Linked DNA regions of Homo sapiens: region 2 is linked to region 1. Evidence: chromatin loops called from intact Hi-C (ENCODE). Cell type or tissue: HepG2. All regions are shown on one strand. Each heading gives the region's core, and the rest is flanking DNA. Links, peaks and the distances in the headings are about the cores only.

Evidence for each region. A loop is a pair of places that touch in the nucleus more often than their neighbours do. Peaks named below come from ENCODE experiments on the same cell type or tissue, not always from the same donor. Only the 100,000 strongest peaks of a DNase experiment are listed, where the experiment ranks them.
Region 2: a loop joins it to region 1, with 2.8 times the contacts of the local background. A loop is called at or near these places in 5 of 110 quality-filtered maps.

Annotation. Positions count from the first base shown.
Region 1 is chr15:59,546,314-59,562,871 of GRCh38, reverse strand. It overlaps the pseudogene RPL21P117. Among named protein-coding and RNA genes, the nearest start is that of GCNT3, 57 kb to the left of the region's middle. RefSeq lists enhancers at 12,670-13,440, 13,441-14,211. In HepG2, for the core only: no CTCF peak of the experiment used is centred there; DNase peaks (open chromatin) are centred at 8,681 and 11,741; H3K27me3 peaks cover 323 bases.
Region 2 is chr15:59,601,268-59,617,825 of GRCh38, reverse strand. It overlaps GCNT3 (glucosaminyl (N-acetyl) transferase 3, mucin type), which reads right to left and starts at 6,043. Exons shown (of 3, transcript NM_004751.3): 1 at 5,845-6,043; 2 at 945-1,134. RefSeq lists a silencer at 1,015-1,250. In HepG2, for the core only: a CTCF peak has its summit at 7,848; a DNase peak (open chromatin) is centred at 6,035; H3K4me3 peaks cover 1,802 bases.

The DNA of each region.
Region 1 (16,558 bases), core at 4,087-12,086:
AGAGGCGGAGATGGTGTTTGCAACACATATCACAAAACACTATCAAGCAGAGACCCATGGAAGGAAAAGAAACACTCCCTTTTGCAATGCAAAAAAGAAACTAAAAAAATATGGAAAGAGACAGGCATTTACAAGAGAAAATTCAAATGCCCAATAAACATAAAAATGTGCTCAACCTCATTAGTCATCAAGAAAATGTGAATTACAACCTCCCATCACCAACTACCATTACAGACCAGCCAGGGTAAAAGTATAAAAACCCAATAAAACCAAGTGTTAGAGAGGATGTGTATTAATAGAAACTCCAGCACACTGCTGCTGTGAGTATAAATTAGTACAGCCAGTTTGAAACAGGTTGGCAGCATCTACTGAAATGAAAGAGATTCACACTCTGAGACCCAGCAATTCCACTCCTAGGTATATAACCACCAGAAATGCGTGTGCTTATTCTCCAAGATACATGTAAAAAAAATATGTTTCAAGCACCCTTATCATTAATAGCCCAAAACTAGAAACAACCCAAACGTTCATCAACAGTAGAAAAAGGGCGGGGCACGGGGGCTCATGCCTGTAATCCCACCACTTTGGGAGGCCGAGGTGGGCGGATCACCTGAGGTTGGGAGTTCGAGACCAGCCTGACCAACATGGAGAAACCCCATCTCTACTAAAAACACAAAAATAGCCAGGCATGGTGGCGCATGCCTGTAATCCCAACTACTCGGGAGGCTGAGGCAGGAGAATCGCTTGAACCCAGGAGGTGGAGGTTGCCGTGAGCTGAGATCACGCCAGTGCATTCCAGCCTGGGCAACAAGAGCAAAACTCCGCCTCGGGGAAAAAAAAAAAAAAAAAAAAAAAAACCAGTAGAACAGATATATACATTATAGAATATTCATTTAACAGTGTACCCAGCAATAAAAATGAATGAACTACAGCTATACACAACATGGATGAATCTAACCCAAAAAATGTTAAGCAAAAAGAAACCATTACAAAAGGACATGGAATATGAGGCTAGTAACGTGAACGAAACAAATGGTCTTTGGATTTGCACATCTAGGTGACAGAACTATAAAGCAAGGAGGTGATGACCATAAATCAGGATAGTGCTTACCTTTGGGGAGAGGTTGTGATAGAGAAGACAGGGTTTATGGGGTGATACAGTGTTCCTTTTTATTTTTCGAGACAGGTTCTCACTCTGTAGTACAGGCTAGATTTCAGTGGTGTGATCATAGCTCACTGCAACCTCCAACTCCAGACTTAAGCGATCCTCCCACCTCAGCCTCCCAAGTAGCTGAGACTACAGGCACAACTGGGCACCACCACACCAAGCTAATATGTAGAAATGTGGTCTCACTGTGTTGCCCAGGCTATTATCAAACTCCTGGCCTCAAGTGATCCTCCTGCCTCAGCCCTCCAAAGTGCTGGGAATTACAAACATAAGTCACCATGCCCAACCATGCAGCATTCTATTTCTTGATCTGGATAATGGCTTTATAGTGTTCACTTAATAATTTATTTTGCAAAGCACTGATATTCTATTCTTTCCCATATGTCTATTTCACCAAAAGGTGTTGTATTAAGGTATACAGTGAAAAATCCTGCTACCACTTACCCTTTTCTTTTACCATCCATATCCTACATCCTCCTTGACATAAAACCGCTTTTATTGGTTTGCTATATATCCTTCCAAAATGTTTTAAACACACATAAGGGATTGATTGATTGATCGATTGATTGAGACAGAGTCTCGCTCTATCTCCCAGGCTGGAGTGCAATGGCGTGATCTCGGCTCACTGCAACCTCCATCTCCCAGGTTCAAGCAATTCTCTTGCCTCAGCCTCCCAAGTGGCTGGGATTACAGGCACACACACCACGCCCAGCTAATTTTTGTATTTTTAGTAGAGACGGGGTTTCACCATGTTAGCCAGGCTGGTCTTAAACTCCTCACCTCAAGGGATCTGTCCACCTCGGCCTCTCAAAATGCTGGGATTACAGGCTTGAGCCACTGCTCCAGGCCAATTTTTTAAAAATTTTATATTTATAGGTATTTATCTATATTTACTATTTTTAAAATTATTTATTATTGATTAATTGACAGGTTTTGCTCTGTCATCCTGGCTGGAGTACAGTGGCACAATCATAGCTTACTATATAACCTCAAACTCCTGGGCTCAAGCAAATATATTCTTACCACTGCCACCCCCCATCTTTTCTTGTACCTAAGATATATGGATATTGTTTTTCTCCACCTTGATGAGGGTTGGTTGGGTTTTTTTGGTTTGTCTTTTAGTTAACAACAGATCTTGGACATCTTTACACATCTACAGCTGCATAGTTTTCCATTGTATCTACCATGGCTAGACCTCTTCTATTAATGGACATTTGGGTTGTATCTCATCTTTCATTATTGCAAAGATACAATGAATAAGTTTTCATATACATAATTTCATATGAAAGCACATATATCTGTAGAATAAGCCCCCAGAAATGAAACTACTGTGACAAAACATAGGTACATTTGTAAGATATCGTCAGGCTGGACGGAGTGGCTCATGCCTGTAATCCCAGCACTCTGGAACGCTGAGGCAGGTGAATTGCTTGAGTCCAGGAATTCAAGACCAGCCTGAACAACATAGTGAAGCCCCATCTCTACTAAAAATACAAAAAATTAGCCAGGCATGGTGGCATGCACCTGTAGTCCCAGATACCTAGGAGGCTGAGGTGGGAGGATCACTTGAGTCTAGGAGTTGGTGACCCTGGGAACTGGGCAACATGGTGAGACCTCACCACTACAAATAATACAAAGTTAACCAGTTGTGGTGGCACATGCCTGTAGTCTCAGCTACTCAGGAGGCTGAGGTGGGGGGATCGCTTAAGCCCAGGAGGTGGAGGTTGCAGTGAGCTGAGATCGTGCCACTGCACTCCAGCATGGGAGATGGAGCAAGACCTTATTTCAAAATAATAATAATGAAATGTTTAGCTTAAAGCTGCCTCCTTCATAGTGAACTGTAACCTAACTGGGTGTATAAACAGACTACAATCTGGTCTTGTGCCAATCACCAAGTTTCAGCTAATCAAAGATGGCCAATTTTTCAAATCATGATCAAATAAGGCAACACCAGGCTAGCCACAGTGGCTCATCCCTATAATCCTAGCATCTTGGACAGCCCACGGAAAGAGGATCTCTTGAGGCCAGGGTCTCACTCTGCCAGCCAGGCTGGAGTATAGTGTTCTGATAATAGCTCACTGCAGCCTTGACCTCCTGGGCTCAAGCTATCCTCCCTCCTTGGCATTTTGAGTAGCTGGGACTAATCTTTTTTTTTATTTTTGGTAGAGACAAGGTCTTGTAATGCTACGCAGGCTGGTCTTAAATGCCTGGTCTCAAGTGATCCTCCCATCTCAGCCTCCCAAAGTGCTCGGATTACAAGCGTGAGCCACCATTCCTGGCCTTGTTCACATTATTTGCACATCTTTCTTTGGAGTTTTGGTTCTTTTCTTGTTTCTAGCTCTTTTCTGTATTTGGAAGTTTAGCTCTTCTTCCTTACTCTGTGATGAGTTGCAGCTATTCTTCCCCAGGATGCCATTCGCTTTTTTTTTGGTAGAAATGGGGTCTCACCATGTTGCTCAGGCTGGTCTCAAACTCCTGGTCTCAAGCAATCCTCAGCCTCCCAAAGTGCTGGGATCACAGGTGTGAGCCACCACACCCAGCTATGCCATTTGGTTTTTACCTTATGGTGAATATTTTGTTTTACCAAGTGGAGGGATTTTGGTTTGTTTGCAATGTTGTCAAATTTATATACTTTCACTTTTAGATTCCAGCTTTTGAGTCATAGCTACAAAGATCTTCCCCATTCTAAGCATATACAGGAATTCTCCCTTGGCAAGTAACTCTGTAGGAAAGAAGGGATAGTGGGAGGAAGATATTCTCACTTATATAAATAAAAACTCATTTATAACTTTAGTTTTTACACGTAAATCATCAATCCATTTGGAATTTATCTTGGTCAACAATGTAAGATGTAGATACAACTTAATACTCTCCCTGAGTATAACCCTGTTTCCTGACCATTGATTTGATAGTCGATTGTTGGTTACCTGCTAGTTTTGCTTTGCATTTCAATTTGAATTTTCCAACAGCAAGATTAGTAATTTACTGCCCAGAGGATATTATTTCAAGTTAACCTCATTCTGTGTCCTGCCCTCAAAATGCCAAAAATATAAACAGTATTTCTCTTTCTGCAATGAATTCTGCCCTAAGTGAAAGAAAGGAGAGCCTAATTTCCCTGCTGAAGAACAGGAAATGTGTAGCCCAAGTAATAGACCAGCCTCCAAATCTCTAAGAGGCCCCAGGTCAGTACTGTGCTCTTTGGCTTCCAGATTAGTCAACTAAAGTTGCATGTTTCTTGTACCAAAAAGTCCTGGTTGTGAAGTTCTACTAAATTCTAAAATTAGTTGAACCAAGAAGTTGACTTGCAAGTAATAACACTTTCAATTTATTCTTTTTTTTTTTTCGAAACTGAGTCTCACTCTGTCGCCCAGGCTGGAGGGCAGTGACACGATCTTGGCTCACTGCAACCTCTGCCTCCCGGGTTCAAGCGATTCTCCTGCCTCAGCCTCCCAAGTAGCTGGGACTATAGGCGCTGCGCCACCACACCCGCGTCATTTTTGTATTTTTAGTAGAGACGGGGTTTCACCATGTTGGCCAGGCTGGTCTTGAACTCCTGACCTCAGGTGATCCACCCGCCTCAGCCTCCCAAAGTGCTGGGATTACAGGTGTGAGCCACCGCACCCGGCCTTCAATTTATTCTTGCACTGTATTTTTCTCCCACTCAATTACTTTGCCCCATCCAAAGGCAATGAAAGTGTATTTCAATGGGAGAGACGTATTATTAAACAAGGTTGTGATGACAGTACAAATATATTTTTCCATTGAATTTAATGGCCACAAGCAGAGTAACAAATGATGGCACATAAACGGGGTCAGATGCACAGACTGGAAAGGAACACAGGAAGAACATCAATCGTAAAGCCAGAGAGCCAAGTGGCTAATTTTCTCCAAAAGGTCTTTTTCACTTAACTTCCTCTTTTTCATTTAACCCCATTGTTGAGTCCCTCCTATCAGTCAAGCCCATGCTAACCCCTACTGAAGTGTAGGTGGATCTCATTTGGAAGAATTTTCAATTAATAAGCAGACAGCTAAAGGGAAATTATTTTATTTCAGTGGTATAGGATAGTGGAAATATACTGGAAGAAGAATTCAAAAATTCGGGTCCTGCTTTTTACTCATTGAACATGCCAGGAAAAGTCATTTAATTCTTTTTCAGATGAATTCCCTCATCTATAACATCAAGGAACATCTTTGTCCATCTACACTCACAGTTAAGGATTCAATGAGTTAATATGTACAAGAGGGCTTTTCAAAAATATACAAAAATACAATTCAGACTGTCAAGGTAGGGGAGAAACCCATAGGCTCTAAGTGAATGTCTTCATTTCACTATATGAAAACTGCCAGTCTGGGAGGGTCTGGGAGCCTCAGGCAGGGGCAGGATGGAATTAGAACTCTGAGCTCCTGATGTGGAACTCACTGCTCTTCCCAAGCTGCCATGTTAGAGGCCACTGGAAAGTTGGCAGTGAGGCAAGAGCATTGCTCAGACAGTCACCGGTGTGGCATGGCCCGGGCCACAGTTGGGCTCAGACCAGAGGTCCAGTCCACAGCTCTGTGTGCCACTGATGTAACCTAAGGCAAGATGGTCCCTCTCCTCCCTCTGGGCCCTGGTTTCCCTTTTTTTGTTGTTGTTGTTTTTTTTTGTTTTTTGAGATGGAGTCTTGCCCTGTCACCCAGGCTGGAGTATAGTGGTTATAATCTTGGCTCACTGCAACCTCCACCTCCCAGGTTCAAGCAATTCTCATGCCTTAGCCTCCCAAGTAGCTGGGATTACAGGTGTCTGCCATAACTCTTGGCTAATTTTTGTATTTTTAGTAGAGACAGGGTTTCACCATGTTAGCCAGGCTTGTCTTGAACTCCTGACCTCAGGTGATCCACCAACCTTGGCCTCCCAAAGTGCTGGGATTATAGGCATGAGTCACTGCGCGCAGCTCTGGTTTTTTATCAAACTTAAAGGGTTGGGAAAGATGGGCTCTATGTGCCTTTCAGGCAATATCCTAAAATATTATCTTAAGGCTAATTTGCAAACATACACACACTCACACATACACACACACTCCTATTACCACAGGGAACAGAACAGGTGTTTCTGATTATGTAAATTTCCAACCCCACCCTCATCTTCCATGACTTCTCATGCCTTTGGACCAAGTCAAATTCAAGTTTCTTGACACTGAAGACATTACAACTACTACCAAACCTCACTGCCCTGAGGCCATGCCACCATCTAACTGGACTCCCTGCTTCTAGCCTTGTCTCTGGCTGTTCTCCACAAGGCAGCTACAGGGAACTAAAAGCTAAAAGAGAAGTCAGATCACATTGCTCCTCTGTTCACAACCTTCTAACGGCTCCCCTCTCAGCCAAAGTCAAATTCTTTGTAAGGCCCTACATGACCTGCCCGCCATCTCTTCCAATTCTTGGACCTTTTCTTTTACTCCTCTCCCCATCGGGTCCAGTGATGAGTCTCTTGGCTATTCTTGCCACACCAGCACCTTCTTCAGGCCTCTGCACACACATGTGCCCCCATTACCTGAACAGTCTTCCCCAGTTATCAAATGTCACCTTCACAGCAGAGCTTTCACTGATCACTCACGACTTTTGTTGTTTTTAAGATAGGGTCTTGCTCTGTTCCCCAGATTAGAGCGCAATGGCACGTTCAGAGCTCCCTGCAGCCTTAAACTCTTGGGTTCAAGTAATCCTCCCACCTCAGCCTTCAGAGCAGCTGGGAACACTGGTGCATCATACCACCACACCCAGCTCTGATTACTCACTGCAATTTTATTTATTTATAAGACAGTCTTGCCCTGTCAGCCAGGAGTGCAGTGGCACAATCTTGGCTCACTGTGACCTCTGCCTCCTGACTTCAAGTTATTCTTGTGCCTCAGCCACCGAATAGCTGGGATTGCAGGCATGCACCACCACACCCAGGTAATTTTTTTGTATTTTTAGTAAAGACGGGGTTTAGCTCTATTGCCCAGGCTGGTCTTGAACTCTTGAGCTCAGAGTCATCAACTCACCTTGGCCTCCCAAAGTGCTGGGATTACAAGCGTGAACGACCGTGCCCGGCCTGATTACTCAATTCAAAATTACATCCCTACACACAACACACAGACCCCTTATCCCTTTTACTAGTTTATCATTTACCTCCGCAACACTTATATTTTCCTTGTTTATTGCCTGTCTCGCTTCACTGCAAAATTTGCTCCATGAGGGCAGGGATGGTCGGTTTTGTTTGCTGCTGTATCCCCAGTGCCTAGAACAGTATGTAGCATATAGTAGGTACTTGACAATTATTTGTTACTGGGCTGGGTGCAGATTACTCTCCTGTAATCCTAGCACTTTGGGAGATGGAAGCAGGAGGATCACTTGAGGTCAGAAGTTCAAGACGACCCTGGGCAACATGGTGAGACCCCCATCTCTACGAAAAAAATGTTTAAAAATAGCCAGACATGGGGTCCCACACCTGTAGTCCCAGATATTTGGGAAGCTGAGGTGGGATAATCACTTGAACCTGGAAGACTGAGGCTGCAGTGAGCCGTCATCATGCCACTGCACTCTAGCCTGGGTGACAGTATGAGACTCTATCTCAAAAAAATTATTTTTTTGACTAAATTCTGGTCACAAGGAAGTTGAATAACACAACTGAACTAGTTTACTTAGCTACCTGCCCAAAGGAAAGACAGTAAGAACTTGAGTAGGTTGGTGTGACACCACACTCTGGGGGCTGCTATGTGAAATCAGAGAGGGGTGTGTGCACGCACACACATGTTTAATGAAAGCAGGAAGAGAACCCAGACAGAAAAGGAAATATAATCATTCACCTAAGCTGAGAAGAGTTTATGGGCATCTATGAGCCATACAATTGCCATTAAGTGTGATAAAGGGCTTCCAGACCTGGCGTGGTGGCTCACACCTGTAATCCCAGCACTTTGGGAGGCCAAGGCAGGTGGATTACTTGAGGTCAGCAGTTTGTGACCAGCCTGGCCAACATGGTGAAACACTGTTTCTACTAAAACTACAAAAATTAGTCAGGCTTGGTGGCACCAGCTACTCGGGAGGCTGAGGCAAGAGAATTGCTTGAACCCGGGAGGCAGAGGATGCAGTGAGCCGAGATCGCGTCATTGCACTCCAGCCTGGGTGACAAAGCGAGACTCTACCTCAAAAAAAAAAAAAAAAAAAAAAAGCGGGGGGGAGCTTCCAGCTGTCAGGAAAGTTCAGGGCTATATCCCCGAATGGAGGAACACTTGTTGATTTCAGTGAACCTGGAATCAATATAAGAATTAGAATAAACACAGATATTGAGGAAGATAAAGTAGGCAAGATTAAATATTTACCTTGTGCTCACAATAAATGCATTAGTAGAGCACAGAAGTTGGGGAGACACTAGGTATTTTGCTGTGTACACATGGATTACAGACTGCAAGCAATTATTGTCTCTCTTCTGTTAACTCCACTGGACTCTTTATCCCTGGTGTCAGGGTTGCTATCAGTTTCACAACTGTGTTTGCCTAGCTCATGGCAGGACATGCAGTTGAATTTGCTCTGACCACAAATATGAAGTTCCTGAGAAAGGAACAATGGGAGTCCAGTGAACTCACATTGAAGTTCCTGAGAAATGAACAATGGGAGGGCATATGGGAGTCTTTAATGAGTAGGTGTCTTCCTGGGATGGTGTAATTGGTCACTGCTGCACAGGCCCCGCACCCATGTGCATCATGAGGAAAAGCATATCAAACACTCCTAAACAACCCAATAGGAAGCTACCCTTCCTTCAACACACGCGCACACGGCACCTATGGTCACAGCCAGGTCACTGTGGGAATAGTTTTTGTATTGCTCGGGGTCTGCTTTGGAAAAAGCTATGTCTGGCCAGGTGTGGTGGCTCATGCCTTTAACCCCAGCACTTTGGGAGGCCGAGGAGGGTGGATCACTTGAGGTCAGGAGTTCAAGACCAGCCTGGCTAACATGGTGAAACCCCGCCTCCACTAAAAATACAAAAATTAGCCGGGCTTGGTGGCGGGTGCCTGTAATCCCAGCTACTTGGGAGGCTGGGGCAGAAGAATCACTTGAACCTGGGAGGTGGAGGTTGCAGTGAGCTGAGATCATGCCATTGCACTCTGCACTCCAGCCTGGGCGACAGAGTGAGACTCCGTCTCAGAAAAAAAGAAAAAAGAAAAAACTGTCATGCACACCCCCTTTCTCACCATTAGGCCCACCTTCCTCTTTGGCCTCTTCCATCTCCTCTCCTCCCTCTCAGACCCCCGTCATATTCCTCTCTCACTTCTAATTCTCTCTCAATTTCCAGTAATGATCAAAGCATGTGACACCTTTGAGTTGGAAAACATTAATTAAAAGAGAGACAAGAGAGAGAGAGACGAGAGGGAGGGGGGATGGGACAGAGGGAGGGCAAGAGAGGGAACGGGGAAGAAGAAAGGAAACTATTTCCTCTGGGTGTCTTCCATTTCTGGAGTCTGAGCAAGTTAGTATTCATTCAGTTAATTAATTTACTTGAATCCAAGCTTATCTAAAAAGAAGATTTAACTAAAATATACATAAAATATACTAAGGCGCCTTTCGGCGGGAACCGCCATCTTCCAGTAATTCGCCAAAATGACCAACACAAAGGGAAAGAGGAGAGGCATCCGATATATGTTCTCTAGTCCTTTTAGAAAACATGGAGTCGTTCCTTTGGCCACATATATGTGAATCTATAAGAAAGGTGATATTGTAGACATCAAGGGAATGGGTACTGTTCAAAAAGGAACGCCCCACAAGTGTTACCACGGCTAAACTGGAAGAGTCTGCCGTGTCCCCCAGCATGCTGTTGGCATTGTTGTAAACAAACAGTTAAGGGCAAGATTCTTGCCAAGAGAATTAATGTGTGTATTGAGCACATTGAGCACTCTAAGAGCCAAGATAGCTTCCTGAAACATGTGAAGAAAAATGATCAGAAAAACAAAGAAGCCAAAGAGAAAGCTACCTGGGTTCAACTGAAGCACCAGCCTGCTCCACCCAGAGAAGCACACTTTGTGAGAACCAATGGGAAGGAGCCTGAGCTGCTGGAACCTCTTCCCTATGAATTCATGGCATAAGAGGTGTTAAAAATAATAATAAATAAAGGACCTCTGGGCTGTAAAAAATAAATAAACAAATAAATAATAAAATAAAACATACTAAGGCAACAAAAGCCAGAGGAAAGATGAAACAAAGGAACAAAAGTGTTAAAGCAAACTAAATATGGCCCAAGGACACCGTACTTCTGTATTTGAGTCCTTGTGAATGAACTGTAACCTAGCTTAACAGACAAAATTGAAAACCTAACTTAGGAGTCTGAGCCTGTAACAATAGCTATGTCTTGGCCAATCCAAGTATGACAAGAAGTGGCCATACTTCAACCATTCATACACTGCTGAGGGTTCAAACTGTGTTCGAATAAAGCATACGCCGAACTGTAATCAATCCAGCCATTCTGTACCTCACTTCCAATTTCTGTATGCCATTTCTCTTTGTCAATAAATCTTCCACCACGTGGAAGCCCTGGGGTCTCTGTGAATCTCCTGTGATTCTGGGGGCTGCTCGATTCGCACATTTTTCATTGATCAATTCAACTCCTTTAAATTTAATTCGGCTGAAGTTTTCATCAATATGGACAGAATACAAAACGGAATAAAAAACGTGGCTAATACAAAAACACATACCAAGAAGTCTTATTCCCTTAACCCATGTATGCCTGGTGTTCCATTATTGGAACACTAAGCATGTGGGAGTTGTTTATATCCTACTGCTCCAGGTCACCACCAAGGTCTGATTTTTCACACGTCTGCAATTCAAAAAATCGCAACCTCCAGCCTAAATGGGTTAAGAAATTGGGCCACAAACTCAACTCTAAATTTTCTAGCTTCAAACTATGAGTAACGTAACTCTGAGGGTCTGATTCAAAAGAAAAAAAAAAAACTGAAACACATACGTGACCTGAAAGAAAGTTTTTTTTTTTAAATAAAATGAACGATTATCTCAACAATCAATGTCTTTAGAATGGGTAATCACAGAAATTCTTAGAAGATTCCTCAAGGAAAACCATAGGCGTATCTCCATAGAGCCTCTTATTTTGAGACAGAGTCTTGCTCTGTTGCCCAGGGAGGAGTACAGTGGCATGATGATCGTAACTCACTGCAGCTTCAACTTTCTGGGCTCAAACGATCCTCCTGCCTCAGCCTCTGGAAAGTTGGGTCTTCAGGCACATGCCACCAGGCCTGGCTAATTTTTTATTTTCTATAGAGATAGGGTCTCACTTTATTGTCCAGGCTGGGCTTTAACTCCTGAGCTCAAGCGATCTTCCCACCTCGGCCACCCAAAGTGCTAGGATTACAGGCAAGAGCCACCACATCTTGTCAGAGCCATTTATTGTCAGCAGTTCTAGTAGGTCCAGGCCTCAGACATCTGCTGCTCTGGTACATCCTATGCAAACTTGCAAATCATAGGCAACGTTTGTTTAGCTGGGACTGTGTTTGTGATTGCCACTGCTGTTATTTTAAAGTCAATGCACTTAAGAGGGGAATGCATGCTTCCGTTTTCCTCCTCTATTGTTTTTAATACTGTGGCTTCATACATTAATGTTGCATAACTGGGCCCTAAAGGCATTGCCCTGGAGACCCCAGCCATTCATCTGTTTATTCAATGGATAATTCTGAGCACCTTTTATTGCACTCTTCTACATAAACAAACAACATGTCCTACTTCACGAGCTTAAATTCTAGGGGAATGAAACTGGCAATATATAAGTAAAATTATATGGTATATCAGATGGGTAAGTGTTACAGAAAATAAAGCAAGAAAAGGCAAGAGAGTGCTAGAGGAAGGAAATTTTTATGGAGTCAGGAAAGTCCTCACTGAGAAGGTCACGTTTGAGTAATGACCTGAAAGTTCAGGGAACTGTAGATATCTGAAGAAACAGCAAGAACAGAGGCACTGGGGTAGGGAGTGGTTTGGCTTGCTGGGAAGTTAACTTCCCCAGAGCAAAAAGCAAGGAGGAGTGGAGAAGTGCTAAGAAAAAGAGGAAATGGTAGAGGGGGCAAGACAGATCACATGGACCCTGGTAGGGTCACTGTAGGAACTTCAGAGTGTAACCAAGCACCCCCACTTTTTTTTTTTTTTTTTTTTTTCTGAGATGGAGTTTTGCTCCTGTTGCCCAGGCTGGAGTGCAATGGCATGATCTCGGCTCACTGCAACCTCTGCCTCCTGGGTTCAAGCGATTCTCCCGCCTCAGCCTCCCAAGTAGCTGGGATTACAGGCACCCACCACCATGCCCGGCTTATTTTTGTATCATTAGTAGAGACAGGGTTTTACCACGTTGGCCAGGCTGGTTTTGAACTCCTGACCTCAGGTGATCCGCCTGCCTTGGCCTCCCAAAGTGCTGGGATTATAGGCGTTAGCCACTACGCCCCGTCTCCAAGTAGCCCCATTTTTCTAGAGTGGTTAAACCAAAACAAATTCTAAGGCTCCCCTGCTCCAAACATTTGAATGGACCCTTCCTCTCAACCAAGGGCATTCTAGAGTTAACCTGGAAATCTAGTTCAGGCCACGATGGAAGAGGGGGGCAGGATATGCCTCATTATACCCCTCCAGCATTAACACCAATAGGGACCTTAAGTCTGATAAGAAACATTTACAGTCCATTGTAAGCCTGCTACTTGGAGGCTCATCTACATAAAACCTAGGGCTTCACAATCCCTCAGCAGAACCCAGACATTCCTTTCTACTGATAACTCTTTCAACCAATTGCCAATCAGAAAAAATTTAAATCTACCTATGACCCTTTCAGATCCAGCCAATGTAGATCTTACACATATTGACTGATACATTATGTCTCCCTAAAATGTATAAAAGTAAGCTGTATTCTGACCACCTTGGGCACCGGTCATCAGAATCTCCTGAGGCTGTCACAGTGCGTCCTTAACCTTGGCAAAGTAAACATTCTAAATTGAGATCTGTCTCAGATACTTCACAATGGTTCACAACGATTTAATTACTTCCTCCACACCCACCCCCACCCCACCACCCCCCCACCCATCCCCACCCCACACCTTCCCTCTTGTTTCTGTGGCTCCCTGTTTCCTAATTAGCCCTTCAGAAGTACAAATATAACCTTTCACCTCCTGTCTCACCAGACATTCCCTACATGGCAAATTCTTCTAACTTTATGCCCCAAGACAGATCTTTCCTAGAGAGCTGACGGTAGATTTGCAAACCAAAGCATGCTCCCCAGGTAACTTCCACCCTCCAGGCAGGCGTTTGAAAGCGTATGGGCAGTGGCCACTTTTACAACTTACTTCTGCCTAGGAAAGCGCCAACTGCCCCATGGCTAAAACAGCAAGCTAGCAGGGAACCCCCGCCCTTGCTCATTTCTTCCCTTACCTTATAAAAATGCCTGTTTTCTGCTCCACAAGTAAAGCCACACAGCAGGACATCTGTACATCTTCCCCAAGCTATAATAGCTTCAGAATCAATTCACTTGCTTTGTATCAGGCCTCGTTCTTGTTAATTGGACTCGGCATGTGAACAACTAACCCACCTTTCAGTTATGATGTTGGTGGCCTGTACGGGGAAGCACTGTGCGCTACGGGTAGGCCTGTGCCTGAGCTACTGGGCAAGGTATGAGGTTGCCTGGGAGTAGCAGCTGCTGGTGGCTAGCGAACCCCAAGATGGGAACATTAGGGAATTTCCCAGCGGCTGCCAAAAATGCTTTTGTTTTGGAGGCACCTCCCTATTGCCTCCCTGCATGATGTTTGCTGCCTTCAACACTTTGCTGATACAAAGCAAGTGAACTCAAAAAAAGAAAAACAGAAACCCAGTAAACTTCAGAACTAAGTTGGTCAGGAGTACCCCTGACTACCCTCTGCCTCTTTTGAGGTGTCACTGAAGCCCTGCCGTGCATAGGACCTGGCTGCTAGTGGTATCATTTGAGCATTTTTGTTTGTATGTACAGAGTAAGGGTTAAAGAAAGGAGACAAACACAAAAAGTGGCTCAACAGTCAAAGACAGGTTTATTTTGGAGAATAAACCGGAGAGGGGCTTCTGGCCAATTTAGGTCAGGAGTGTTCTCTCTTACAGACTAAGGGTATTTAAGGGTTTAGGGAGGGAGAGCTTGTCTTAGGTTCAGAATGGTTCTGGGCAGAGGAAAGTTTTATTGCAGAGTTGGCATGTTTCTGGTCGGAGGGGGGTTTATCTAGGGGTTGGAATGTTTCCAGTCGGAGGTACCATTTGTGGTTTATGGTCATGCTGGCATTAGCCATTAGGTTGACTTCTGGGGGCTGGATTTAGGTGGTTTTTAATCAAGGGGAACTTAAAATGGCGGTGTTTGTCCAAGATGGTGATGCTCCTGCTCTGTCCTGTAACACCATAGCAGCTCTGCTCAGATGGGACTCAGATGTCCATGGAGCCATTTCGGAACTGGGGTGGAGGATTCAGGCTCTCACCCAGCCTCCACCAGGGATTTTGTTTGGAAGTGCACCATTTGTTTGTGTGAACGTATGGCTTTGTGTATGGGCCCCGATTTCTTTTCCTTTCTGTCTCCAACTTCACCCTTGTAATTACTGTCATTCGAGAAAAATGAGACAAGTCTCAATCATTTCAGGAGATTTGCCGAAGTTTAGGACACGGGCCTGTGACACAGCCTCAGGAAGTCCTGACAACATGTGCCCAAGATGGTCGGGGCACAGCTTGGTTTTATGCATTTTAGGGAGACGTGAGACATCAATCAAGAAGTACATGTAAGAAGTACACTGGTTCCATCCAGAAAGGCAGGGAGGGGGCTTCCAGGTCTCAGGTACCTGTGACAAATGGCTGCATTTTTTGAGTTTCTGATTAGCCATTCCAAAGGAGGCAATCAGAATATGCACCTCTCTCAGTGAGCAGAGGGATGACTTCAAATAGAATGAAAGACAGACTTGCCTGAAGCAGTTCCCAGCTTGAAAGGGCCCAAGATATTTTCCGTTCACACTATCAGCTTTACTTACACTAACAGCCACTTACAGCTTTACTCCTCTCGGCAGCAGGCACCCCTAGCTCCCTCTGGCTGGAAAAAATTCACCTTTACTGGTGGCTTGCAGAGGTGAGAGGAACCCATTCCACACCACGGAGACCTGGGGTGCTGAGGCTCATCCCAGGCAAAAGTCTAGCCCATACGCAACGCCACCTCCTGAATGAGACACAGCTATTACTATTTAAGCTGATCCATTCTCAAAAATTGGACAGGGCTATGACCACCTTCATGAGTATTCATAGCTCCTTCTGTAGCCCGTTAAACATATATACTTAGCCAACCTGACATGATATCTGGTTATGATTGTCAGTGGGGAACTTGCATGATAACTAAGAATTTGGGAAATGCCTCTAATAGCCCTGAAAGACATGTACAAACAACTTAAAGTTATGTCTGACCCTACATTGTCACTAGACCAATGGTTAGCAACCTGATTCAGGACAGGACCATTCTGGTGGCAAAGCTACTTTTAACAGTGGCCCCAATTGCAGGGATGGGCATATCCCTCCATTGTGGAGCTTACTGCTGTTGTATCCTCTATACGGGAAAACAAGGCAAGCTCTTTCAGAGACCTAGACAAGCAGTCTGCAACCTTTGTGGAACCAGGGACCAGTTTCATGGAAGACAATTTTTCCACAGGATGGGGTGAAGGGGAGGGAAGGATGGTTTTGAGTTGAAACTGTTCCACCTCAGATCAGGCATTAGATTCTCACAAGGAATGGACAGCCTCATTCCCTTGGTTGTGTAGTTCACAACAGGTTTTGCGCTCCTATGAGACTCTAATGTTGCAGCTGATCTGACAGGAAGCACAGCCCAGGCGGTAATGCTCTCTAGCCTGCTGCTCACCTCCTGCTGTGCGGCCTGGTTTCCAACAGCTCAGGGACTGGTACTGATCTGCGACCCGAGGGCTGGGGACCCCTGTTCTAAACCTCACACCATAATGCTCCAACCAGTATCATCTGTAAGTCCACGTACTTGTGAATATTCCCAACTCCAAGTAGATCAGTTCCATTCTGAGGTCCAATGACTACACCCACCTTTCAGCAGAAAGCAGCCAGAATGAATATGGCACCTAGATCCCATAGAAATGGGAGCGAACTTGGGGTTAGGGAACGGTAACCAAGTACCCCAATTTATCTAAGAGGTGGGTTTTTTTCTGTCTTCTTTACCGTCCCTGGCTCCCCATCTCCTACCTAGCCCTTCAGAAGTGCAAATATAACCTTTCACCTTCCGCCTCACCAAACATTCCCTACAGAGCAAGTTCTTCTAACCTTGTGCTCCAAAACAGATCTCTCCTTGAGAGCTGACAGTCAATGGGCAGACCACCAAGGCATACCTGCCACGGAACT
Region 2 (16,558 bases), core at 3,106-11,105, 56 kb before region 1:
TGGAATTTCTGATAGATCTGGAGAGAAAAATCCATAAAATTCAGACTCTTGGCATCGGTTCTAGAAACCTAAAGGTCCTTTCAAAACATTTCTTGCTTCTATTTTGGCAATTTATATAGCATTAGAATGCTTTTCACCATATATAATTCATTGGTCAGATGTGACATCTAGCCACACTTTTTAAAAAATGTTCTTAAAGAAGTAAAAATAACTGGATATTATCCAAAAATGCATTGAAATCATTCAGAGTATCCATCCAAGTTTAAAATATACTTGCACACAAGCTGTGTATATACAATATTTAATGAGTACCTTTTGTGGGTGAGAAATATTTATTTACACTGTCCCATTTAATAACCTTCACAACCAATCTGAAATGTATTATTAAGCCTCTTTTATAGATAGGAAAACAGAAGCTAAATAACTTGCCAAATACACATGTTTTAAGAAGCAAATCCAGGACTCCTCTCCACTCTCTCTTCTCCCCCAGTGTTTTTGTCTACAAGCCTAATGCTTGTTCCAACAAACCACAGCTACCTTTGAAATACAATACAGGAAGTATTATAGCTCTTTTATATTTTGTTTGGACTCCCAAACAAATTTCACTGTCCGATGAAGACCAGGAAGCCCCTTTAAAAAAAAAAAAAGAAAGAAAGAAAACAAAAGAAAAATAAAGAAAAAACATTGTACATTGAAATCCTAAGATGAATATGGAAAAAAAAGAAAAAATAAATACAATAAAGGGTACTGAATATCAGTAAAGAAAACCAGATATTATAGAAAATAATCCCTATAAGGAGAGGGACAAAATGTGCCACATCCTTCAAGCAATGATTATTTTCCCTTGTTGTAGCTCTTCCTAAACACAAGAATGTATTCTCTTTAGTAATAGCTTTTATGGGAATCTAAGAGGAAGGAAAATGAAAAATGAAGAAAATTCTCACCTTTAGTAGCTTCTCTCCTGCTTAGGGATGATCTCTTCACAAGGCGTGATTCTGTTTCCAAGTGAAGACTGGCGGTGTTCCGTGGCAGCAAATGTGAACAACCATGTCCCCTGATCTTCTAACCCTCCAAAAGGTATTTTCTGACATTCATAAGATGTCCAAGGAACAGTTTCAGGCTCCTCTTTAATATCTGCAAAGTAGAGGGCAGCAGGTGGCTCCATCACTCTCCTTTTGACTTCCTGCTCTCAGGTAAGACAGCAAGCTCAGAGAAATCATGCAGAAACATTCTCAAGCCCAAGTCATTCAGGGAGGTCAGTGAGGCAGGAAGAATGCTGGCAATATCCGACAAGGCAAACAGATATTTCAGCCAGAACAGCCCAGTTTGTACCTGTGTCACCAACTATTCATAAAAGCCTGTCAGTGCTCACGCAAGAACTTGAAAGCCTTTTTCCCTCAACGAGGAACCATAGAAACAGAGAGATATGCCCCTCCCTTCTTTTGTTTGGGAGTCCAAATGTCACTCATGTTCCCTGAACATTACAAGAGGTGGGAATAAAAATACTCTTCAAGGATTTTTCTTTTGTTATTTTACTTTTCTTTAAAAAAAGCACATCAATGAAATCCATAGTTCATTCTTCAAATGCAACTGCTCCCTCCCGGTACCCCACCAGAAAACATCCATTTGCCTGTCTTTGCACGACTATTAATAATCTGTAAGTTGTAGAAATACCCACAGGGTTCCAGTTTGTAGAGCTCCCTCACTAATGTCTATGAGTCTAGAGCTGTTGGCAGTCTAAGGAATGGATTACACTATGGGCTGTTGGACTTCAGTGAGAGCCCCATGGGGTGGTTTTGGCCATGGTATAGATTACAAAATGCCTTCTTCAAAGCTGCTGACATTGTTAGCTTCTCCCCAACCCGGCCCCCAACTGCTCCTCCTAAAAAGCAACACTCCTAACCAAATATCTGAACAGAGCAAGTTTTTTGTTGTTTTTACAAAGTATCTGGCTCTGTCGCCCAGGCTGGAGTGCAGTGGTGTGATTACGGCTCAATGCAGCCTTGTCCTCCTGGGCTCAAGCCATCCTCCTGCCCCAGCATCCTGAGTAGCTGGGACCACAGGCACACACCACCATGCGGAGATAATTTTTTTTTTTTTTTTAAAGTAGAGATGAGGTCTTGCTATGTTGCCCACGCTCATCTCAAATTCCTGGGCTCAAGTGATCCTCCCACCTCGGCCTCCCAAAGTGCTGGGATTACAGGAGTGAGCCACCACGCCCAGCCTGAACAGGGCAAATTTAATATAAAGAACTCAACTAGGTATAAAGTTAAGATATAAAGTGTTGGGGAAGGAGTCACTATTAAGGCACTAGCAATTGTTGGACATAGCTACCACTCCTAGATTGAGGGAATTAAGGGAGGAACTGAAAATTATTAAATTGAAATTTTGGGTGGAGAGACACCGAAGAAGCTGAAACTCATGGCTCTGAAGAGTGGTGACCACTCAACAAATGCTGAGGTCTCTGAGCTCACAGGAGGGCCCTCTGGGCTGAGATCCAGACCTCTCAGGAGGCAAATGAAATCTTTGCCGATAGCTACTGTAAACTGAATTTAGTGCAGCTACACAAAGGAACAGCCACTGAGACATAAATAGGCGTTGACATGGTGATGCTCACAGAACCAGGAAGCAGATAGGAAGCAAACAGGAAGTCCCTCCTCCAGCCGGCTGTCTCCCTCCAGTGCCCTTTATTGGCAGAGTTTAAGCAGAAACGTGGTTTGCAAGAGGCATGAATAACCTCCAGCATTACAAAGTAGAGTTGAGAAGGGTGGATTTCTCCTGAAGATAATGAGGCAATAATGGAGATGAGTCAGAGTTGCCTTCTTGGTGCACAAATTGTTTACATGCACACACCTCCAAGATTTTCAGCGCAGAGAATTTAGGTATTTTATTTTTTGGTCCTCTGCCCACCGGCCTCTGACTTAGATGAAGCCACAGCAAAGACAAGAAAGTCATGTAGGGTTGTCAGAGGTGCTTGAACCAGAGCAACTCCATCTTGAATAAGGGCTGGGTAAAATGAGGCTGAGACCTACTGGGCTGCATTAGCAGATGGTTAAGGCATTCTAAATCACAGGATGAGATAGAGGAGATAGGCCCAAGATACAGGTCATAACAATCTTGCTGATAAAACAGATTGTAGTAAAGAAGCCAGCTAAAACCCACCAAAACCAAGATGGTGACGAGAGTGACCTCCTGTCCTCCTCACTGCTACACTGCCCCCAGTGCCATGACAATTTACAAATACCATGGCAACAACAGGAAGATACCCTATTTGATCTAAAAGGGGGAGGCATGAATAACCCACCCCTTGTTTAGCGTATCATCAAGAAATAACCATTAAAATGGGCAACCAGTAGTCCCCTCAGGGCTGCTATGTCTATGGAGTAGCTATTCTCTTATTCCTTTACTTTCTTAATGAACTTGCTTTCACTTTACGGACTCGCCCTGAATTCTTTCTTGCGCAAGATCCAAGAACCCTCTGTTGGGGTCTGGATCGGGACCCCTTTCTGGTAACAGGGTCATCTGCACCCCTACGTGGGCCCTGCTCCACAGGCTGTTTTCTGCGGTACTGGGATTCTCAGTGACTTTCCATTGTTGAGTATAAAATCTCTGGGACAAGAATGATTATGGGATAAGCACTTGCTTCAGTATTCTAATCTAGAAAAACTCCTCCACTTTATTAGTATCTTACTTTTCTTTGGTGCCCCCCTCAAGTCTCACCTTCATTCCCATAAAAACTGCATTATAGATTCCCTCAGTAAGAGACAACACCTTGAATAGTTGAGGGCTTTTGTTTGTGTATGTGTTTTTCAGAGACAGGGTCTCGCTGTCACCCAGGCTGGAGTGCAGTGGCAGATCATAGCTCACTGCAGCCTCGAACTCCTGGGTTCAAGCCATCCTTCCACCTTAGCTTCCCAAGTAGCTGGGACTACAGGCACAAGCCACCATGCCCAGCTAATTTTTATTATTTGTATTTTTTTTGTAGAGATGCGGTTTCACTGTGTTGCCCAGGCTGGTCTCAAGCTCCTGGGCTTCCAAAGTGCTGGGATTAAAAATGTGAGCCACTGTGCCGGGCCTGAATATTTTTGTTGTTGTCATTTGAGACAAGGTCTGGCTGTACAGCCCAGATTGGAGTGCAGTGGCGCCATCTCAGCTCACTGCAACCTCTGCCTCCTGGGCTCAAGCGATCCTCCTACCTCAGCCTCCTGAGTAGCTGAGATTACACTCAGCTGATTTATTTTTATTTTTATTTATTTATTTATTTATTTATTTATTTATTTATTTATTTATTGTAGAGATGGAGTTTGCTGTTCCCCTGGCTGGTCTTGAACTCAGGAGCTCAAGCAATCTCCCCGCCTCAGCCTCCCAAAATGCTAGGATTACAGGTATGAGCCACCATGCCCAGCCAAATATTTTATTTTTAAGGTAACCAAAGTAAGTTGGTTATGTGTTAAGTATTTGTTAATAACACATTAAGAAATCGTGGCTCTATTTTGTTGAGATGGTCTACATTATAGTAACGTCAAGTACCTAGTAATAAAGCCCAGCGTGGGACTCAGCCCAAAAAAGCTAGGTCTGAATCCTGGCTCTGCCACATTCAAGCTGAATGATCTGCAACAAATTCATTCATCAGTCTGTATTTTAGTGAATTCTTTTGCATAATAGAAGCTAATGCTAATATTTGTTTTCTACTACTATTGAGAAGATTAAACAAGATACATATGAAGGACCAGGCAAATATAGCCTGGTACTTACAGCCCCTCAGTGAAGGTTATCATGAAATAGATCCAGTGCTAGCCCACAAAGACCTATTTTACTGACAAAATAACTCAAGGTGGTTACAAGTAGCATTCCTGAACTCTGGACCAAGCAGAAGTGTTAATGTTTATGATGTAGTGAGGGAAAGGACTAAGAATTGCCCTCCATCTCTGTGTTCTGTGGAGAGACTCTATTGTAAGTTGTCACCCTCAGCACCTCAGGCAGAATAAGACCAGGGATGAGCTGCAACTGACCCCAGGGAGGTACAGGAGAGGGGACAGAATGGCTGCGGAAGGGCACAGGAAGATCGGGGGTGAGGCAACCTGCAGAGATCAGGCAAGCATTCAGAAAGATGGCCAGCAGCTTCCTCACCTTAATTCCATGCTAGCCCTGAAGAACATACAGGACACTTGGCAAGAGGGAGAAAGGGCGCAGTCCCAGACTGCCTGGGATCCCGGGCACATTTCAAGGCAAAAACTGAAACCTGGGGTATGATGCTTTTCACAGGGTTCCTTTTACCCCTGCTAAGGACAAAAGGTACAGCCAGATGATGCTGAAAGCAAATTTATCCAACAGCCCAGGAGTCATGAAGCTATTTAGACATCCCAAGAACTGAAAGGATGACCTTCACCTCCCTCAGTAACCAAAATATAAAGCAACATAATATAAGTAAGTCCAACCCAGTCCTGAGTTTTCCTACAATGACTACTACTATAATGCTGTCTTTCAAATAGCTAACTCTTCCCACTCAGACTCCTCAATCTTTTTCTCCTAATCACTAGTTCAGGCTTCCTATGGGCCAAAAGCTTCAACTTCATCGCTTGAGCTTTGAATTATAAATCCTTGTATGTTTGTGGAAAGGTCTAAGAGTTCCAGTCATGGGAAACAGAGAAACTAAGCTAGGGTCATCAAGGTGGTGCTGAGAGAAGCCAGTGGGATTTGATGTTAACCTTGACGGAGGCTCGAGGAATCCTACAGTCCCAACACCAGCGTCAGAGAAGGGCCCAAGAAGCAGGATTCATCTTAAGCTGAATTTACAAATTAGCTAATGCACACTTTTACTTAATTTGTTATGGTGGCATTTACCTTTGCCAGGCGTCAGCTTGGTCTTCTCATTGACAGGAAGCTCCTTGAGGTCATGTTCTTCATCTGTTTCCCTTCAGCACCTACAGTGATAGGTATTAGCAGAATCCCAGGGCTTCCCAGAACAAAAACTGCTGAGTAAAGGGCAGGTCACAAGTAGCAAGGGCAGTTCCCGTGACTTAGAGAGAAGAGGCTCTGACTCAGAGAAGTAATGCGAGAGGATAGATAAATAGGAAAACCCAGTTAATGTGTTACTTATTAGGCTGGAGCTAGGGTTTGAAAAAGACTGAAGGCACTAAAGAAGATGAGGAGAGGGGAGGTAGGGTGTTTTGAGCTCTAACATTAAATAAATGTTCTAGGTAGTGGGCTCTTAACAAAGATGAAGTTATGAACTCTAGCCACAGACAAACGGTTGAAAGACCCAGTGTGATCAAACTGGTTTCTAATCAGGGTTGCAAAGTGAAGCTCAGACTGGATGCAATTTGCTGAAAGACAGGGACAGCCTGTAGGTTCCTCCTTAGAGCTCCACATCCTCTCTGCACTCAAAGTTCCCCCTTGCTCTAGACAGCCCTCCTGGATGCACTTCACATGGCCTGGAGTGGAAGAGAAAAGAGATTAAAGAAGAAAAGAGAAAAGAGATTAAAGAGGAAAAGAAAGAGAGAGAGAGAGAAAGAGAAAGAGAGAGGAGAGAAAAGAAAGGAAGGAAAGAGGAAAGGGGAAGGGGAGGGAAAGAGGAAAGGGGAAGGGGAGGGAAAGAAGAAAGGGGGAGGGGAGGGAAAGAAGAAAGGGGGAGGGGAGGGGAGGGGGAGGGGAGGAGAAGGGGAGGGGGAGGAGAAGGGGAGGGGGAGGAGAAGGGGAGGGGGAGGAGAAGGGGAGGGGGAGGAGAAGGGGAGGGGGAGGGCGAGGGGAGGGGGAGGGCGAGGGGAGGGGGAGGGTGAGGGGAGGGGGAGGGGGAGGGGAGGGGGAGGGGAGGGGGAGGGGAGGGGGAGGGGAGGGGAGGGGGAGGGGAGGGGGAGGGGAGGGGAGGGGGAGGGGGAGGGGGAGGCAGAGGGGAGGGGGAGGCAGAGGGGAGGGGGAGGCAGAGGGGAGGGGGAGGGAGAGAAGGGGAGGGAAGGAGGAAGGGGGAGGGAAGGAGGGAGGGGGAGGGAAGGAGGGAGGGGGAGAGAGAAAGAGAAGAAGAGAAAAGGAAGAAAAGAAAGGAGGAAAGGAAGGAAGGAGGGAGGTAAGGAGGGAAGGAGGGAGAGAGGGAAGGAAAGAAGGAGGGAGAGAGGGAAGGAAGGAAGGAGGGAAAGAGGGAAGGAGGGAAGGAAAGAGGGAGGGAAGGAAGGAAGGAGGGAGGGATGGAGAGAGGGAAGGAGGGAGGGATGGAGGGAGGGAAGGAAGGAGGGAGGGAAGGAGGGAGGGAAGGAGGGAGGGAAGGAAGGAGGGAAGGAAGGAGGGAAGGAAGGAGGGAAGGAAGGAGGGACGGAAGGAGGGAGGGAGAGAAGGAAGGAGGGAGGGAAGGAAGGAGGGAGGGAAGGAAGGAGGGAGGGATGGATGGAGGGAATGAAGGAGGGAGGGAGGAGGGAGGGAGGAGGGAGGGAGGAGGGAGAGAGAAAGAGAAAAAGAAAGAGAAAGAAGGAAAGAAAGAAAGCCCACACTACTTACTCAAAGCAAGCAAGCAAGCCCCACACTGCTTATTCACAGGAAGGAAGGAAGGAGTGAAGGAAGGAGGGAGGGAGGGAGGGAAGGAAGGAAGGAAGGAAGGAAGGAAGGAAGGAAGGAAGGAAGGAAGGAAGGAAGGAAGGCAGGCAGGCAGGCAGGCAGGCAGGCAGGCAGGCAGGCAGGCAGGCAGGCAGGCCCACACTGCTTATTCACAAAATGCAGAGGAAACTTCTGAATCTTCTCAGGTGAGATAATCTTAATTTGCTACTCTCTCTCTACTCACATTCCCAAGGCCAGTCATTTGCCAAATTGTAAAGGCGGCCTTATTTCCTCACTCCAGTCTTTGGGTGGTGCTCTGCTTCCTGCCAAGACCAGCTGCCTGCTCACAGCTGCCCCTGCTGCTGCTCAGCACCACGGAAGCAAAGGGCAGCCACGGCCATGCTTGTTCTATCTCCTGTCTCCACAAACTCACCAAAATAGACTTGTCTTCACTGTGGTGTCACAAGCTCCTTGAGGGCAGGGATCATGTCTGACTCAGCTGTGTCTTTCCCACAGCGGCTAGCACAAGAACTTGCAGACGGTAGTGTCGAAGCAAAGAGTCAAACTCTGTAAAATATTTGAAGAGATTTATTCTGAGCCAAATATGAGCAACCATGGCCCGTGACACAGCCCTCAGGAGGTCCAGAGAACATGTACCCAAGGTGGTTGGGGCACAGCTTGATTTTATACATTTTAGAGAGGCATGAGACATCAATCAAATACATTTAAGAAATAATTGGTTTGGTCCAGAAAGACGGGACAACTCAAAGGGGGTGGGGGATGGTAGGGGGGTATTTCCAGGCTATAGGTGAATTAAAATATTTTCTGGTTGACAATTGGTTGAGTTTGTCTAAAGACCTGGGATCCACAGAAAGGGAATGTTCAGGTTAAGATAAAAGATTGTGAAGACCAAGGTTCTTTTGAAATCTTATAGTGGCTGCCATTAGAGACAATAGAAAAATATTTCCTATTCGTATCTTTAAAAGGTTCTAGACTCTTAATCACTTTAAGATTGGGAGGGTCTGGAAGAAAAAGATCCAGCTATGTTAACAGAGAGTCTTTACAGATGTAAATTTTCCCCCATGAAGGACAGCTTTGCAGGGCCATTTCAAAATAATGGCAAAGAAACATGTTTTTGGGGTAAAATACTTTGTTTTTCTTCCTTGTCTCATAATGTGATGCCAGAGTCAGGTTGGAAAGTAAATCATGATATATACAGTTAAATAAAGCCCATCTGATGAGAACTGGATTTGTAGGGCATGACTCCCCAGTCCCCTTAGATAGGAATTTGGGCAAGATAAAAAATCAGAGTTTAGTCCTCAGTAGACTTGCTGTGAATATTTCCCGAATGAACAGCTACCTCACTGTCCCTGGGAAGGTCGTCTAAGTCAGAAGTCCCCCTTATCCATGGGGGTACATTGCAAGATGCCCAGTTGGATACCTGGAACAGCAGGTAGTACCAAACCCTACGTATACTGATTTTTTCCTACACATACTGATATAGTTTGAACACATGTTTCTGCCAAATTCTTGTTGAATTGCAATCCCCAGCATTGAAGTTGGGGCCTGATGGGAGATGTTTGGGTCAGGGGGGTGAATCCTTGATGGCTTGGCGCTGTCCTCTCAATAAAGAGTGAGTTCTCATTGGATCTGGTTGTTAAAAAGTGCAGGGCACCTACCCCACCTCTCTACCTCTCTGTCTCACTCACTCCTGCTTTTGCCAAGTGATGTGCAAGCTCCTGTTCTCGCCATGTTAGAATGCCATAAGTAAAAGCTCCCTAAGACCTCCTCAGAAGCTGAGCAGATGCGGGCTCCATCCTTGTACAACCTGCAGAACCACGAGCCAATTAAACCTCTTTTCTTTACAAATGACCCAGTCTCTGGTATTTCTTTATAGCAATGCAAGAACAGCCTGACACACACACATACTTGTCATAAAGTTTTGCAAATTATGCACAGCAAGAGATTAACAACAACTAATAAAACCATTGTAACAGTATATTGTAGTTAAAGTTGTGTGTATGTGGTCTCTCTCTCTCTTCTCTCAAAACGCAAATATTGTTGGACCATTGTTGACTGCAGATAACTGAAACCATGGTAAGTGAAATAGAATAAGGGGGGACTACTGTGCTGGAATCGTGGAAATACAGCTTGTTGGTGGTGTTGGGGGTCAGTAGCTGATGTTCCAAAAATGACACCTTGACCTACTGAAGAAGCCTCAAGTTCTAACCCTCCCACCCACTGTCTCTGAAGCTTAATTTCTATTATCTGCCAAAAATCCAGACCCACCAAGAACAATTGTTTTTTCTTCCCCTCCCTGAAGACCAAGAGTGTAACCACACCTGGACAGACATGTTCACAAGATAATGCTCAAATTAATCTCTGTTCCCTGATCCATTCATTCCCCCTAGTAAACCCCTCAACAGAATTCCTCTTCTCCTCTCTCCTCCCATAACCTATGTTGCCAGGGTGGCATATAATCTTCAGAACCTCCTTGCAGGGCGGCTAACCCCATCTGTGATTCTCCCCAGGTGTGAATTAATACAACTTGCATGCCCCAATTAACCTGCCTTTTGTGAGTTGTGAGTTGACTTTTCAGTGAACCTTCAAAGGATAGGGAACTTTCCCTTGGCCTTCATAGTAGCTACTAGAATTAATGGATAGAAGCTCCCTAAAGTAAACTATATGCAAAAATGTGATGCTACAGGGCTGAAGCTAATAGAAACCCAAACAACATTTTTTTTTTTTTTTGAGATGGACTTTCACTCTTGTCGCCCAGGCTGGAGTGCAATGGCACGATCTCGGCTCACGGCAACCTCAGCCTCCCGGGTTCAAGTGACTGTCCTGCCTCAGCCTGCCTAGTAGCTGGGATTACAGGCATGCACCACCATGCCCAGCTAATTTTGTATTTTTAGTAGAGACGGGGTTTCTCCATGCTGGTCAGGCTGCTTTCAAACTCCCGACTTCAGGTGATCTGCCCGCCTCGGACTCCCTAAGTGCTGGGATTACAGGCGTGAGCTACGGCGCCCAGCCCCCAGACAACATTTTTAAAGGGATTAACTTTGTTTAGGAAACATTCTCAGTTTGAGATGGGATTTGGAGACAGGCTAATGAGATTAAGATGCCTCATAATGACTGGGTGTGGAGGCCCACCCCTGTAATCCCAGCACTTTGGGAGGCTGAGTTGGGAGGATTACTTGAGGCCAGGAGTTTCACACCAGCCAGGGCAACATAGCAAGACCCCTATCTTTTAAAATAAAACAACTTTTTTTAAAAAAAGATGCCTCCTATTGTGTCATTAGGAATCAACTTCTAAATGGAACCAGTAACGAAGGGTATGTAAGATATGGCCATGTTTTATTAATTTATAAATTCCATTTAACCATTGTTTATTAGCCAGGTGCGTAGGCTCATGCCTGTAATCCCAGCACTTTGGGAGGCCAAGGCTGGTGGATCACCTGAGGTCAGGAATTTGAGACCAGTCCGGCCAACGTGGTGAAACCCCATCTCTACTAAAAATACAAAAATTAGCTGGGCATGGTGACGGGATTCTGTAGTCCCAGCTACTTGAACCTGGGAGGCAGAGGTTGCAGTGAGCTGAAATTACACCACTGCACTCCAGCCTGGGCAACAGAGTAACACTCCATCTCAAAAACAAACAAAACACACAATTGTTTACTGAGGAAACTATAAATAGTAAGTACCAGAGATACAAAGTTAATAAAGGCAGTTCCTACTCTCAAGCAGTTCACAGCACTGTGTGGGAAAAATATTTGCGAAAAGATCATTATGATGCCACCTATATTTATTTATTTATTTATTTATTTATTTTTATTTTTTGAGACAGAGTCTCGCGCTCTGTTGCCCAGGCTGGAGTGCAATGGCAAGATCTCAGCTCACTGCAACCTCTGCCTCCCAGGTTCAAGCAATTCTCCTGCCTCAGCCTCCCCAGTAGCTGGGATTACAGGTAAGCACGACCACGCCCAGCTAGTTTTTGAATTTTTAGTGGAGACGGGGTTTTGCCATATTGCCCAGGCTGGTCTAGGACTCCTGACCTCAAGTGATCCACCCACCTCAGCCTCCCAAAGTTCTGGGATTACAAGTGTGAGCTACCACGCCCAGCTGCCACCCATATTTATGATGCCACTTAAAAGTGCAAAGAGAGATGCATTGAATATACTGGAAGCCCAGAGAGAATCATTAAAAAATAGTGCAAACAAATGAGTGTAGGTCTTTGTGAAGTCTAGAAAGAATAAGAATGTGTCTTGGCGCCTCCTGCATTTTCTAGGGAAAGTTCTGGCTAGTAGCTAGAAGAGGTTAAAGAAAATACCCGCTTGGGGCAATCATCAGGAAAAAGAAGGTTGTATCCTTACCCCACACTATAAACATAAGTAAGTTTCAGATTTAAATCTAAAAAGACAGTTCTAAAATTTCTAGAAAATGTATAGAATAGGCCGGGCATGGTCGCTCCCACCTGTAATCCCAGCACTTTGGGAGGCCGAGCTGGGTGGGTGGATCACCTGAGGTCAAGAGTTCGAGACCAGGCTGGCCAATATGGTGAAACCCTATGTCTACTAGAAATACAAAAAAAAAAAAAAAAAAGCCAGGCATGGTGGCGGGTGCCTGTAATCCCACCTACTCAGGAGGCTGAGAAAGGGAGAATTGCTTGAACCTGGAAGGTAGAGGTTGCAGTGAGCTGAGATCATGCCACTGCACTCCAGCCTGGGCAACAGAGTAAGACTCCATCTCAAAAAAATAAAGAATAGAAGCCATGAGCTAAAAGATAGTAATACCATGAAGCCACTTCACCAGTTCTGAACTGCCTCCTCCTGGGCTGTATTTGGGTAAGAGAGAAATAATTCTTATTGTTAAAATAAAAACCTTAGACAAATTTAACAGTTTAACCAAGCAAAGAACAATTCATGAATCAGGCAGCTTCCTGAACCAGAGCAGGCTCCAAGAGACTCCAGCCCTGTTCTATCATTGAAGATAACTTATGGACAGTGAAAAAAAAGTGACTTACAGAAAATGGAAGTGAGCTACAGAAATAGTCAGATTGGTTACAGCTTGGCATTTGTTTTATTGGAATACGGTTTAAACAGTTGTCCTCCTTTGATTGGTAAAAACTCAGTGATTGCTACAACAGTAGGTTGTAGTCGTTACAGTCTGTTTACACATTCAGTTAGGTTACAGTTCACTATGTACCAAGAAACTTTAGGGTAAACTTAACCATGTAAGAAGGCAGTTTTAGGCTAAACTTAACACTAACTGATGGAACCATTACATCTTCAGGTCTCTGACATGAGCACTCATTCATAAGTGCCTAAATCATAGAGATGCCATGTCCTAATGCAGGGACATTTAGAATCACATTAAAAAGGAAAAAAAAAAAGCACTTGTTTCTGAAACTACTTTTGCAGAAAAATCAAATATGGCTGACTCCATCTTGCACCTAGCCTCACAAGCTGTCTTCACTCATTCCTGGGTGTCGCCCAAGCTAATCATGGGAGTAATTTGGTTTATAGTTTAACCTTAAAGTAAGGATAATAGCCCTTACAAAAACTAAACCGCGTTTGTAAAACTAATGAAAGGCCACAAGGTTAGGATTATGAAAGGGGCCTGAATTCTGCTAAAAAGTAGGTATACTTAGCAAGCCAATGTTTGAAGGTCACAAGATCTGTGAATTCTCCAATTATGCCTATAGATAACTTGACTATCACAGAACCCAAGATTGGCCTTTTGAAATGTCTTTTTAGACTTTTGCATTTCTGATGACTGGCTGACTCCACCTTGACCCACAACTCATGACTCAGCGCATGAGGACCACTTTCCACACCCCTATAATGGTATCCTCAACCTATCAACATTCCCCACTCCCTAGCCCCCTGCCTACCAAACTATCCTTGAAAAACCCCAACCTCCAAGCCTTCAGGGAGGTTGATTTGAGTAATAACTGTGTCTCCTGCATGGTATGGCCAGCCTTGTGTCAATTAAATGCTTCCCTTACTGCAATGCCATGGTCTCACAGTGAATTGGTTTTGTCTGTACAGTAGGCAGGAAGAAGCCACTGGGTGATTCCATTGCAGAGGAGTAAAGAGTAGCTTGACTGAGGCCTATGAGGTGTAGAATATGGACTCTAGTTCTCATTCTCTCTACTACTACTTCCTGTACTCTACCCCACCATTACAGCCCAAAGGGTTACTTTTGCCTACTACTCTGAAAAAGCCAACACACCAAAAACAGCAAGTATTGAGAAAGAGAAAGAGTTTAATAATTGCAGGGCAGCCACACAAGAGGGACAGGAGATGTTTCTCAAGCCCATCTCCCCAAGAATTCAGAGGTAGGATGTATTAGTCTGTTTTCATGCTGCTGATAAAGACATACCCAAGACCAGGCAATTTATGAAACAAAGAGGTTTACTGGACTTACAGTTCCACGTGGCTGGGGAGGCCTCAAAATCATGGCAGAAGATGAAGGGCATGTCTCACATGGTGGCAGATAAAAGAAGAGAGCTTGTGCAGGGAAACTCCCCTTTTTAACCCATCAGATCTTGAGAGACTCATTCAATATCATGAGAACAGTGCAGGAAAAACCCATCCACATAATTCAATCACCTCCCACTGGGTCCCTCCAAAGCACGTGAGTATTCAAGATGAGATTTGGGTGGGGACACAGCCAAACCATATCATAGCATTTTTAAAGGTATTTTGGTGGGTAGGGGGATAGGGAACTGAAACAATTGATTGGCTAAGGATGAAATTATAGGGGTATCAAAGCTACAGCTGAGTCAATTCCCAGCTGTAGGTAACAGAACCAGCTGAGTTAGTTTCTTGGTCACAGGTCCAGGTGGTATCTCTTGGTCTGCCAAAATACTAAATCTGAAAAATATCTCAAAGACCAGCCCTTTAAGGTCTCAAAATAGTAATGTTATCTATAGGAGCAGTTTGGGAAGTCACAATCTTTTGATCTCTGGTTTATGACTCTGGGACAGCAGGCAGCTATAGAAAAGCAAGCTAAGCAAGCAATTAATGGCTATTGTTTAACCATGCCTATTTTTTAGCAAAGTTCAAGCCCTCCCATTGTCAGAGGCATGTGAACCAGAGCAACTCCATCTTGAATAGGAGCACAGTAAAATGAGTCTGAAACCTACTGGGCTGCATTCCCAGATGGTTAAGGCATTCTAAGTCACCAGATGAGACAGGAGGTCAGCACAAGATACAGGTCAACAAGACCTAGCTGATAAAATAGTTTGCAGTTAAGAAGCCAGCCAAAACCCACCAAAACCAAGATGGCAATGACAGTGATCTCTGGTCATCCTCACTGCTACAATCCCACCAGTGCTGACAGTTTACAAATGCCATGGCTACATCAGGAAGTTACTCTATATGGTCTAAAAGGGGGAGGCATCAATAATCCACCCCTTGTTTAGCATATCATCACAAAATGACCATCAAAATGGGGAACTAGAAGCCCTCAGGGCTGCTCTGTCTATGGAGTAGCCATGCTTTCATTTCTTTACTTTCTTAATAAATTTGCTTTTGCTCTGCACTGTGGACTCAGCCTGAATTCTTTCTTCCATGAGATCCAAGAACCCTCTCTTGGGGTCTGGATTGGGACCTCTTTCCTGTAACACCGTAATTCTCATCTTGTGGCCTTTTATTAGTCTTTACTAACATGGTTTCAATCTTTAAACCAGGAGGGGATAAGTTTAAGAAAAGGACTATTATGGCCTCCACAAAAAATGAGCAAAAGCAATTTAGCCTGGTAGAAGCAAGATGGAGTCAATTATGTTTGATTTCCCTTACTATTTATAATTTTTGCAAAGGCAGTTTCACTACAACCATCTTCTGTTTCTTAAGAGCACGTTTCAGGAAAATGTCCAGGAAGTAATGCGTCAAAACATTAATCACTGGATTCTGTGATTACTGCCGGTTTGTTTCATCAGTTTTGTAACTTATCTAGAATACACATGCTTTTTGTTCTCTAGCTCTACATCATAATTTAGCATTATGTTTAAATTATTTTAAAATCATTTTAGAAAATACAAAATAGTACTCTCTTTGATTACAGGAGTCAATGTTTTTTTCTTAAACCTCTTCACAGGCCTATGCAAACACATCTAGTCTTTATTAAGGAAAGAATTGTGTGTGAGTAGATGTGTGTGTGTGTTGGACCTCAGAAACCAATACCCCCAAAATATTTTTGAAACTGCCTTTGCAAAAATTGTAACAATGAGAAAATGACGACAGTGAAAAAGCTCTGATCTAACCAACCCCCATCTTTCCTTTACTCTGCAAACTGCCCTTGGTCATTCCTGGGCTTGGACCAAGCTAACTTTCAAAGAAATTTGGATTATAGTTTAAGTTATAACAGCCCTTCCCCAAAACTAAACCAGCTTTGTAAAACTAATGAAAGACACCACATTAGCAGGATGAGAGGAGCCTGAATTCTGCTAAGATGTAGGCGTAAATGATTGCCAGCCATTATTCAAGAGGTCACAAGATTTGCAACTGCCCCAGTTACTCCTGCAGATAACATCACTATTATAAAATCAAAGACTGGCTTTTGGTTTTACAAAACCCAATGAGATGGCTTTTGTAAGATAATGTCCTTTGAGGCTTTTGCATTTCTGATGACCCAAGACCCAAGAATTTTGATTTAACTGCTCCTCTGGCCCATACCCAGCAGTAGACTCAGCCACAAGTACCATTCTCCACACCCCTATGACTGCATCCTCAATCAATCAGCAGCACCCATTCCCCTAACCTCCCTGCCCTGCAAACCATCCTTGAAAAACCCCACCCTCTGAATTTTCAGAGAGGCTAATTTGAGTAATAAAACACCAGTCTCCTTTTTAGCTGGCTCTATGTGCCTCACACTGTTTACTTTTTCTCTATTGCAATTCCCCTGTCTTGATAAATTTGCTGTATCTGGGCAGCAGGTAAAAATAAATCCATTCGACAACTTATCTAGAATGTACATACTTTTTTTTTTTCTCTAAATGTGACCAAAAATGAGCATACCCTTTAAAAAG